Regions from separate parts of the Homo sapiens genome. Here region 1 is linked to region 2. A link is a loop called in an ENCODE intact Hi-C map of the cell type or tissue named here. Cell type or tissue: IMR-90. All regions are shown on one strand.

Region 1 (5,000 bases), 220 kb before region 2:
AGACCTGGAGAAGAGTGACTGTATTTTTTAAAAGTATGCAAGAAACTTGTGGGAACTTAGCAAAGCTGATTTGTTCAGATTCTTCTCTGTGACCCTGCGTCTTCAGAGAGAAGAAAGTTCCTTTCCTCTGGGCATAGAAAGAGCCCCCGTGGAACGAGAATCCTGGGACCTGATTCAGGGGAGAAGGGCAGAAGAAGGTGAGAGTCACTTTCCTGTTTCTGCTGTTTTCTCAAATGTGAATGTACCATGTTTTAGGGTATCCTGAACCCCATCTCCCATCCACCCTGCCTCGGCCCATAGTCTCTTGTACTGTTTAATGACAAGAGCAAATTCCTTATCCTCGCCAAGATTCGGTTTCCCCATCTGTAAACGGAGATAATGATGAGCTCACTTCATACTTTTACTTCATTGTTGCCAGGGCTAAGGGAGTGAAGCTGGCAATAGATAAATGGTGCCTGATACCATACACCTTGCGGGGCCATACAAAAGGACACAGCACTCTGTCCTCCTAGATTGTTAACTTTCAGTCTTAAATAAAAGAGCTAGGGAAGAAAAAGCTGTTAAGGGGCCAGTTTGAGAAAGAGACAGTAAGTAACAGTTTGTTTCTCAGGGGGCGCAGCCTCCCCTGGGTATGGGCAGGAATTTACCAGGCAGCACACACACAGGGCACTTTGAGCACAGCCCACTTACCTGCTAAGACTTAGGGGGTGTCTGAGGCACTCAGAGCACTGAGCGGGCTATTGTGGGCCCCGAACCAGGAAAAAGCGTCCCTGTAATTGAGCAAAATGCACCCTTTCTCTGGGTTAAAATTCCCAAACTCAAAAGGTTTCAAGTGATCTTATTTTATTGTTATTTTCTTTAACAGGAGACTTTGAGGTGTGAACTGAAAGTCGTTACTCCTCCCCTGAGCTTGACTGCTGGGTTACCCAGAGGAGCCCAGTGTCCTGCAATGAATGGGCATATTATGCCTTCCATTAAAAGTTGTGGCTCTTAATTAAAAACGTGATCGTGAGTCTTTATGGAGACATTGTTTAGGTTTTCTTTAGCTGTTAACACATAATAAATCATTTTAAAAGGACCTTTTCCCCTATCTTTTAATGGTTAGTGCATTTTAAAAAAGTGATTTGAAAATAAAACTGGGATTAAATTTAGTGTTTGACAAGGTGCTAAGGGGCTCACCACCTCTGCCAGGATAAGACAAGAGGGCTTTACTTCATTTGCTACTGACCTTCTTGTTTTCCTAGTTCTAGCCTGGCTTGATCGATTCAAATGGCAGGGTGACTTTGGTGTCAGAAGTTTAACTGGCAGGTATCAGGAAAAGCTGCAGGCAGCCTATGCCACCCCATCTTTCCTTTATTATCTTGCAATTACAAAGCATTCAACTCTGCTGAGAAGAAAAGCCTGCTTTTTTTTATGAACTCTCCAGTAATGCTATAAAGCAAGGAATGACGTGGGTCGCGTGTGGGCGCATGTGTATAATCCACGAATGCCGGAGACCTCGCCCTCATTCTGTCTTCCTAGCACAGGTTCCTTGAGAGTGCAGTGAATGGCTTGAGATCTTGGCTGCCAGTCATCTTGGGAGTTCTGAGCGAACAGAGGCAGGGACTGGCTTGTGTCTGAATGACGGTCACAAAGACTTCTGCATTTATTGTGCAAGTTCTTAGGGCCCTTGGGTTGGATGGAACAGAGGACTCAAGACGGAAGGACAAGCCGGGAGATGTGGCACCGTGGGTGTGCAATGTACCTATAGGAATGCCTGCAGACAGCATTCCTCTGCAAAGGAGGAAAACAATACTCCATGCGGGTATTATGAGAGGGCACGTGCGAAAGGGTTTTTGCAAACTGAGTGTCACCAGACAAATAGGAGAGATGATGATGATGCTTCTGCCAATTCTGCTTCACAATCATTTTCAAAAATCATTTCTTTGCAAAATTTCTAGTTGGCTGAGAAGATGGTTTCAGCTCTCTGCGTCCTGCATTCTAATGAGATTTCCAGATAGAGAAAGGCACTATGTTGTTTGCTGCTAGGCAAGATGCTTGCTGTCCATGACGTTTTCCTTGCTGCGAGGTGCCCATCTCTAAGCTAGGATTCGGCCTCAGAGCCTCGGTGTTGAGCAGTTTCGCCGTGAGGCCAGGAGAGGGCGGGCTGCCCCTCTGCTCTTCCGCTCCTGGGCTCCCGTCTCCCTGTCCTGGCTGTGACCCTCACTCTTGTGTGCCACGGAGACCACACACATGGCGGGCAGTGGTTTTTCATCATGTTTACTGAAGGGAAAGGGAATTTAAGAGGAATTCTCCAGAAATTACAAAATGCCAGACGTCTCATTCCTGGTTACAGCCCATTCCAGCGTTTATCCCTGATTCAACCTGGGGTCACTCTCGGCTCAGACTCTCACCTCCCGCAGCCTCTCTCCTCTGGCTTTGCCCAGCCTACTGTCTGCCTGCCTCCCTGGCTCTCGCTCTCAGTCCTCCCTCTGGGTCCCCCCGCCCAGTCCCTACCTCATAATTTTCTTTTTGTATCTCAGGCCGGTCTCCCCATCTCCCCCACCTCAGAGAAGAGGAATGATCTCATTGCTTTCACACGTTTCGAGGAAGACAGTAGCTTCCATCCAGCCTAAGCAGAAAACCCGCAAAACTCATGACTTCCGCGTTGACCTGGGAGTGCACCTGCCAGTACGTGGCTTTCCACTTTGAGAATGAATGACAGTCATTCCCTTTCACCTGAAGGAAAAGCTCTGTCCTCTCCTAGTCAACTCTGCAGCCTTCGACTTTAGAAAAAAGAATCTTCTAGCAGGAAGGCTTAAAGGGGGTCCCCGATGACCGGTCCAGTGGGCCGGGCTTGGAATACAGTGGGTGGCAGTGAGCTGCCCGCCGCTGGGGGCAGCTGGTTTCATCTGGAGAACCATGTTGTCTCTCCTATAGCTGCAGTCCGGTGGCCTAGTCCTTCTCTCTGGAAACATACGAAGTGAACCTCATCATTTTCCTGACAGTCCTGAAGTTATTCAGAGACAGCAATCACATCTGGGGTGTTTTCTTTTCCCGGTTAAAAAAATCCCCGTTTCTGGGCCGGGCGCGGTGGCTCACTCCTGTAATCCCAGCACTTTGGGAGGCCGAGGCGGGCGGATCACGAGGTCAGGAAATCGAGACCATCCTGGCTAACATGGTGAAACTCCGTCTCTACTAGAAATACAAAAAATTAGCCAGGCGTGGTGGCAGGTGCCTGTAGTCCCAGCTACTCGGGAGGCTGAGGCAGGAGAATCGCTTGAACCCGGGAGGCGAAGGTTGCAGTGAGCCGAGATCCTGCCTACTGCATTCCAGCCTGGTTGACAGAGCAAGACTCCGTCTCAAAAAAAAAAAAAAAAAAAAAAAAAAATACTATGTGCCAACAGTAAGCACTCAGTAAGTAAAAATTCTAACACTGTTATATTTCTAGTATTATACTCTTAAATACTATCATTTGATCAATCCTATCTACACAGAAGTATAAAACAGATGCAATGCATGAAATAGAATGAAAACAAAATCTCGTTCCTTTCCCGGTCCGCTAATTCCATTCCTACAAGAGCACCTGTGCAGATTTTGTGTGTATACTTCCAGGTATTTTCTATGCATGGACAAGTATACATTTGTATATAATCTCTCTCCCATGAACGGCTTTATACTAATAGGTACAGCTATGTCTTAATTTTTTTCCACATAATAATAAAATTGGGACATCATTCTAGCCTTTCCATCTCAAAAAGTAGAAACCTGCCTCATTTAAAAACTATTTTTATGGCCCGGCGTGGTGGCTCACTCCTGTAATCCGAGCACTTTGGGAAGCCGAGGCGGGTGGATCACGAGGTCAGGAGATCGAGACCATCCTGGCCAACATGGTGAAACCCCGTCTCTACTAAAAGTACAAAAATTAGCTGGGTGTGGTGGCGCATGCCTGTAGTCCCAGCTACTTGGGAGGCTGAGGCAGGAGAATGGCATGAACCCGGGAGGTGGAGGTTGCAGTGAGCCAAGATCACACCACTGCATTCCAGCCTCACAACAGAGCGAGACTCCATCTCAAAACAAACAAACAACAACAACAAGAGAAAACTATTTTTATTATATATGCACCTATGTACAATTTTTGGAAAGTGCATGGGTATGGCGTATACACTGTAGTTTTAGCAGAAGCATTTGATACCATCAAAAGAGTAAACACAACCCATATATAGCCTCTGAAGCATAATAGAATGAATACCTGAGACTCTACCACTCAACATCAGAAATAAAACATGAGTGATAGTGTTGAAATACTATTGATATTCCTCCCTATTCTCTCTCCACTTCCCCATCAGGAATCCCTCATTTTTCTCATTCCCTCACTCTTCTTACTAGTTTTAGCATATATATATTTGTCTCCAAGTAATGCATTGTTTTGTTTTGCCTGTTTTTACTAGCTTAAAAATTGTATTATATTGAAGAGATCTGTGATTTGCTTTTTTTTTTTTGAGATGAAATCTTGCTCTGTCACCCACTCTGGAGTACAGTGGCGCAATCTCAGCTCACTGCAGCCTCTGCCTCCTGGGTTCAGGTGATTCTTCTGCCTCAGCCTCCTGAGTAGCCACCACACCCAGCTAATTTTTTTGTATTTTTAGTAGAGATGGGGTTTCAGTACCTTTGCCAGGCTGGTCTCGAACTCCTGACCTTAAGTGATCTGCCTGCCTTGGCCTCCCAAAATGCTGGGGTTACAGGCTGAGCCACCACAGCCAGTGTGTGATTTGCTTTTAAATTCAACATTATGTTTCTGATGTACATGTCAATGTGCTTAGCCCTATTTGATTTCCACTGTTGAACTTATGTCATTATATAAAAGATTTATCTACCAATTTTGGGTTATTTTTCATTTTCTGCTGTGGTAAATAATGCCATAAAGACTGGACGTGTCTTTTGTATTTTTTTAAAAAATGGTTGTATTGTGCGACTGGCCATAATTATTTATTCTTTTATTAATAAATATATGTGTGTGT
Region 2 (5,000 bases):
GAGGCGGAGGTTGCAGTGGGCTGAGATACGCACCGTTGCACTCCAGCCTGGGCAACAAGAGCGAAACTCTGTCTCAAAACAAACAAACAAATAAACAAACAAAACAAACAAACAAACAAAAGAATGTAAAGAGAATGAAAACATTCAGCTTTTGGTATCCAAAGTAGGATTCTGGAACAAATGATGAGCTGGAAAGCCAAGCCTCTTAGAAAAGTTGCTGGTTCACTCAGATCATTTTCCCTAAGTGCAGAGATGTTACTCCTTCTGCCTGAGGTATAAGATGGCAACTCCCGCCTGCCTCGCTAGACCCTTCCCAATCAGGGAAAACTTAGTGAATCAGTTGACCCTATTTTGTTGTCATGTCAGCCTCCATTCTGCTGTTTTGCTGCTGCTGCTTGGTGCTTGGGCTGGAAAGTGGTGGTTTAAATGTCCAGCATCTCACCCGGACGTGATATCTCATGCCTGTAATCCCAGCACTTTGGGAGGCTGAGGTATGTGGATCATTTGAGGTCAGGAGTTCAAGACCAGCCTGGCCAATATGGTGAAACCCCGTTTCTACTAAAAATACAAAAAATAGCCAAGCACTGGTGATGCGCGCCTGTAGTCCCAGTTACTTGGGAGGCTGAGGCAGGAGAATCGCTTGAGCCTGGGAGGCGGAGGTTGCAGTGAGCCTAGATCGCGCCACTGCACTCCAGCCTGGGTGACAGAGTGAGACTCCATCTCAAAAAAAAAAAAAAAAAAAAAGTCCAACATCTCTTCCTTCTGCTGGGAGTAGCCACCTCTTTACCTGCTTCTTTTGCAGCGTTGACACCTTATCCCCACCACCTGCACCCACCCCTACCCCTGCACCTTGCTCTAACATGTGGTCAGAATGGGGTGACTGCCAGCTTCTGCATGAACTTTCCCTCTACAGCCACGGTGATTGTCTAGGGGAAAAGGCAGAAAACTCAGCTAAACCAATGAGTCTTTTATGGAGATTTATTTAACTACATTGAGTGGCATCTTTTCCTTCTCTGATGGTAAAGCTAGGAATATGTAAGAGCAAAAATGGCTGAAAACTTTGCTCTAGTGTTGAAGGGAAAGCCATGTGACAGGAAAGAAGAAAGCCACTGTTCAGCCTGAAGCAGAGTCCACTGATGCTCAGAGAGAGTCCTAGTATCATTGCAACCCGCCATTCAGCCATCTCGAAGATACCAGGATCCCACTCTTCCTGCAACTTAGCTATACACATCAATTCAGTTTCCATTTTGCCTAAGCTCGTGCAACTTTAATCTCTTTCGCTTGCAGCTAAGAGTTCTGCCTGTGTAGCGGTCTTATAATTATCTGAATTAGAGCAACACTGAATGAGCCTACTCGCCCTTTCTCAGGTCTAAAAATACCATATAAAATATTCGTGAGAAATTAATATAGTTCCTAGAAAAGACTTTGCCAACGCTTGTCCATTTGTAGGATATTTTAAGTAGCCTTTAAACAACAATAACTCCCTTTTGGAATGAACAGACAAAAGGAAGAACTGTTCTTCTGAGATGTGAGATCCTGGGATATGATTCAACAGGACTTTTTGTGGGAATGGTTTTGCTGCATTTTTCTTTTCCAGAGGGCAGAAAAGAAAAACCATGTTATTTTCTTTTATTGTATGTTATAAATGCATATAATTTCCAAAAAATCAACAAAGACTTCTGATGTAAATGTGTATTAGTTTCATCTAACTTCTTTAAACGCCATCACATACCTAAGGACTTGGGGAGACATATCTATTTTCACAGTTCTTTCCGATTCTAATGAGCTCTGAAAAGTTTATTTCAAAATAATCCTTCTGTATTAAGCGCTGGCTCATTGACAGGTCCCCTTTTATCGTAATTTCATGAAGTTTATTTTCCAAATGAAGGTTTATTTTTGCATGGAATTCTGAGGTTCTGCATTGTGTATATGAAGCAATTAGTTTGGGATTTCTGGAATTTATTTTAGACCAGACAGATGTCTTCAATTTACACACTCTGGGAGGTGACAAACCCTATTAACATTCGAAAGCTATCAATTTGCTTTATCTTTGTTCTTAAGCACACCCAGCTACGATCCAGGGTAATTCTTTTTGTTTGATTGTTTATTGGTCTTGTGTTTTTATGTAGACAGAAGTAGGAATTTAAGGAAAACACGGAAGATAGCTTCAGTAATTTTATCACTGTCAAAATCTAGTGGGTTACTTTAAGAGCCACGAATCACACCTGTATTAGAAATGCATTTTTTCCTGACTAAAATTCTTTCCTTTTAGTAACCACCATTGAAGTCTAAAACACATACACAGTAGCTACTCATCTTTTAAAGTTTTTCTTTATCACGTTGGTGACTTATGCCTGCTATTCCCTTGCTTACATTGTCTTTTTTTAATCAATGGTTGTTTTTACCAGGTAATAGAAACATATCTCTAAGCTGCGTAGACCTCAGCATGAATCTGAGTATTTTTCTATTCATTAGTCAAATCCTTCGTAGTCAAAAGTAAGTGCACTCCCATTGTGTACAAAGTCCTAGACTGTGTTGATTTGGGAAGGAGGGTTCAAATGATGTCCCCGTTCATTTTTATTCTGAACTTGAAGACCAAACCAGGGTTATTATTTTTTTTTCCGATGCATTCTGCAGCCACTAGATGGCTCCGGAGATATGCTCGGGTCTTCTCCAGAGTCAATTACTTCGAAACCTAACAACCTAAATTGCTATTTACTTCTCACATCGAAGTCCAAAACTGCACGCGCATTTTGCTGATTATAGGATTTAAAAACTGAGAGTAGGACCCAGAACTTGATCTGAATAAACTCAGCCCACTATTGGGAAATTTTGTTTACAAAATTTGCTTTTTATTATGACTGCCGTATTTTATTTTCAGTGAATGTGGGGCGTATTGTTACTGGCCAGGAGAAAGTTAGAGACTAACAGATGTCATCGGTAGTGTCAGATCTAGATCAAATGCAGAATGATTATACATCCTGACACAATTGTTTTTGAAATATAGGATAATCCATTACGGACAGGATGTCTGACAACTCTAGTTTTAGTGACATTGTACTTGACTTTGAGCTCATGCTGTTTCCTTTATCTTGGATTAAGTTATTTATGTATGAGTCCAATAGAACTGAAAACACTTAGAACTAAGATTAGAAGGATACTTTCTTAACATGACTACTTCAGACTACCTCAAAAATATATATCAAAATATATTTAATGGTGAAATATCATAAATATTTCTGTTAAAATGAGGAGGAAGAAAAATATGCTTACTGTCATAATTTAAAATTTTCCTCTGGATATTTTAGATAATGCAGCAAAATTTTCCTCTGGCTGTTTTCGATAATGCAGCAAGTCAAGGGAAATAGAAAAGGTATTATAGAAAAGGAGAGACAAAATCATCATTGTGTGTAAATCATAATTTCTTTCTTCTAAAAAAACAGAAGGTTGGGATAAGAAAATAGTGTTAGTGGGTCAGTTATAAATAAATTGTACAAAATCATTAAAATTTTTAAAATAATTCTACAAAAATCAACTTCCTATATGCAGCAATTATCAATTAAATTATAACAAAAATATATTATATTACAATATTCAAGTATACTGAAAAGCAATGTATATTACCATACAGCAATTACTCTCCTGAGTGGCAAAAAGACACTTTAAAAAATGAAAGATTATCCTCTTTTGGATGGGAAGAATATTGTAGATATATCAATTCTACCTTTAGTTAGCTTATAGTTTTAATGATAATCCAACAAATATTGCTTCAGAATTTTTTTTCAAATTTCACAATTTTTTTTGGAAGTTCATGTGAAAAATCAATAGAAGAAAAGATCCAAGAAAATAAGGATGAGAGGCAATTCCATTGTTAAATACTTTGTTTATAATTTATCATCAACCTAAAGTAATCACAAAAGGCACTAACTACTCAAAGAGAAAAGTAAGTATTCTTAGATATACATGTGAATTAGTATTTAGTAGGGTAGCACTGCAAATTTTTCAATAAAAAAACAGATTAATTCAATAAATTGTTTACTATTTTAAAAATAACAAATTTAATTCCCTACCACATACAATATTGCAAAATAAAATCCAGGTGGATTACAGAGAGAAAATGATGAAACATAAATATATAAGAAAACTAAAAGTGCTGATTTGAACATTTGCACAATGATAGGGTAAGAAAAATTTTTAAGCACTTAAAAAGTATTTACATATTAACCAAACTGTTTTTTCTGAAAACCAGAGAAAGATAACTAAAATTATCAACAAGAAAATATTTTTAAGAGATTAATGAAAAGATACAATTATCCACAATATATCGAAGTCTTAGAACTCTATAAAAAAAGAAAAGCCAAAACGCCACAGTAGAAATGAACAACAAAGACATGAACAATCAAATTCCCAATGAAAAAATACAAATGGCAAATAAACAAATCTAAACATTGTAAACTACACTAGTAGCCAAAAAAATGAAAATTACAATTAAATACTGTTTTTGTCTCAATTTGGAAATTACTAAAATGAATAATTACACAAGTGTTAGGCAGGTTACAGAAAAAAAATGGACACTCTCATATTCCAGTGGTGGATATGTAAATTGGAACATCATTTCTGCAGGGCAATTTGGCAGTGCATTTCAAATACATTAAAATGTGCATATCTTTTCACCGAGGAATGTCACATTTAGGAACTGATTAGATGTATATAAAAACATCTGTACAAGGATGATCACCCTTTTATTTCTTATTACTATGAGGATTTGATCCAAATTTAAGTGTTCAGAAATATGAGATTAAACAAACTATAGTGTGTACTTAAAATTCTTTTATCTAGACATTCAACAAATATTTATTTACTTTTACAAAGATAATATGCATTCACTAGAGATTTAAGAGATAAAGGGCTAAGAAAATGTTCACAGGATACTGCTGGATGACAAAAGCAGGTCATAAAACAATATGCAAGAGGAAATCCCATTTTTTATGAAAGCTGCA

What was found. A loop is a pair of places that touch in the nucleus more often than their neighbours do. Peaks named below come from ENCODE experiments on the same cell type or tissue, not always from the same donor. Only the 100,000 strongest peaks of a DNase experiment are listed, where the experiment ranks them.
Region 1: a loop joins it to region 2, with 3 times the contacts of the local background. A loop is called at or near these places in 2 of 110 quality-filtered maps.

What each region holds. Positions count from the first base shown.
Region 1 is chr17:13,112,555-13,117,554 of GRCh38, forward strand. No RefSeq gene overlaps it. Among named protein-coding and RNA genes, the nearest start is that of ELAC2, 97 kb to the left of the region's middle. RefSeq lists an enhancer at 1-2,588. In IMR-90, a CTCF peak has its summit at 2,150 (motif pointing right); no DNase peak of the experiment used is centred here; H3K27me3 peaks cover 1,456 bases.
Region 2 is chr17:13,335,339-13,340,338 of GRCh38, forward strand. No RefSeq gene overlaps it. Among named protein-coding and RNA genes, the nearest start is that of LINC02093, 31 kb to the left of the region's middle. In IMR-90, a CTCF peak has its summit at 2,649 (motif pointing right); a DNase peak (open chromatin) is centred at 2,653; H3K4me3 peaks cover 718 bases; H3K27ac peaks cover 167 bases.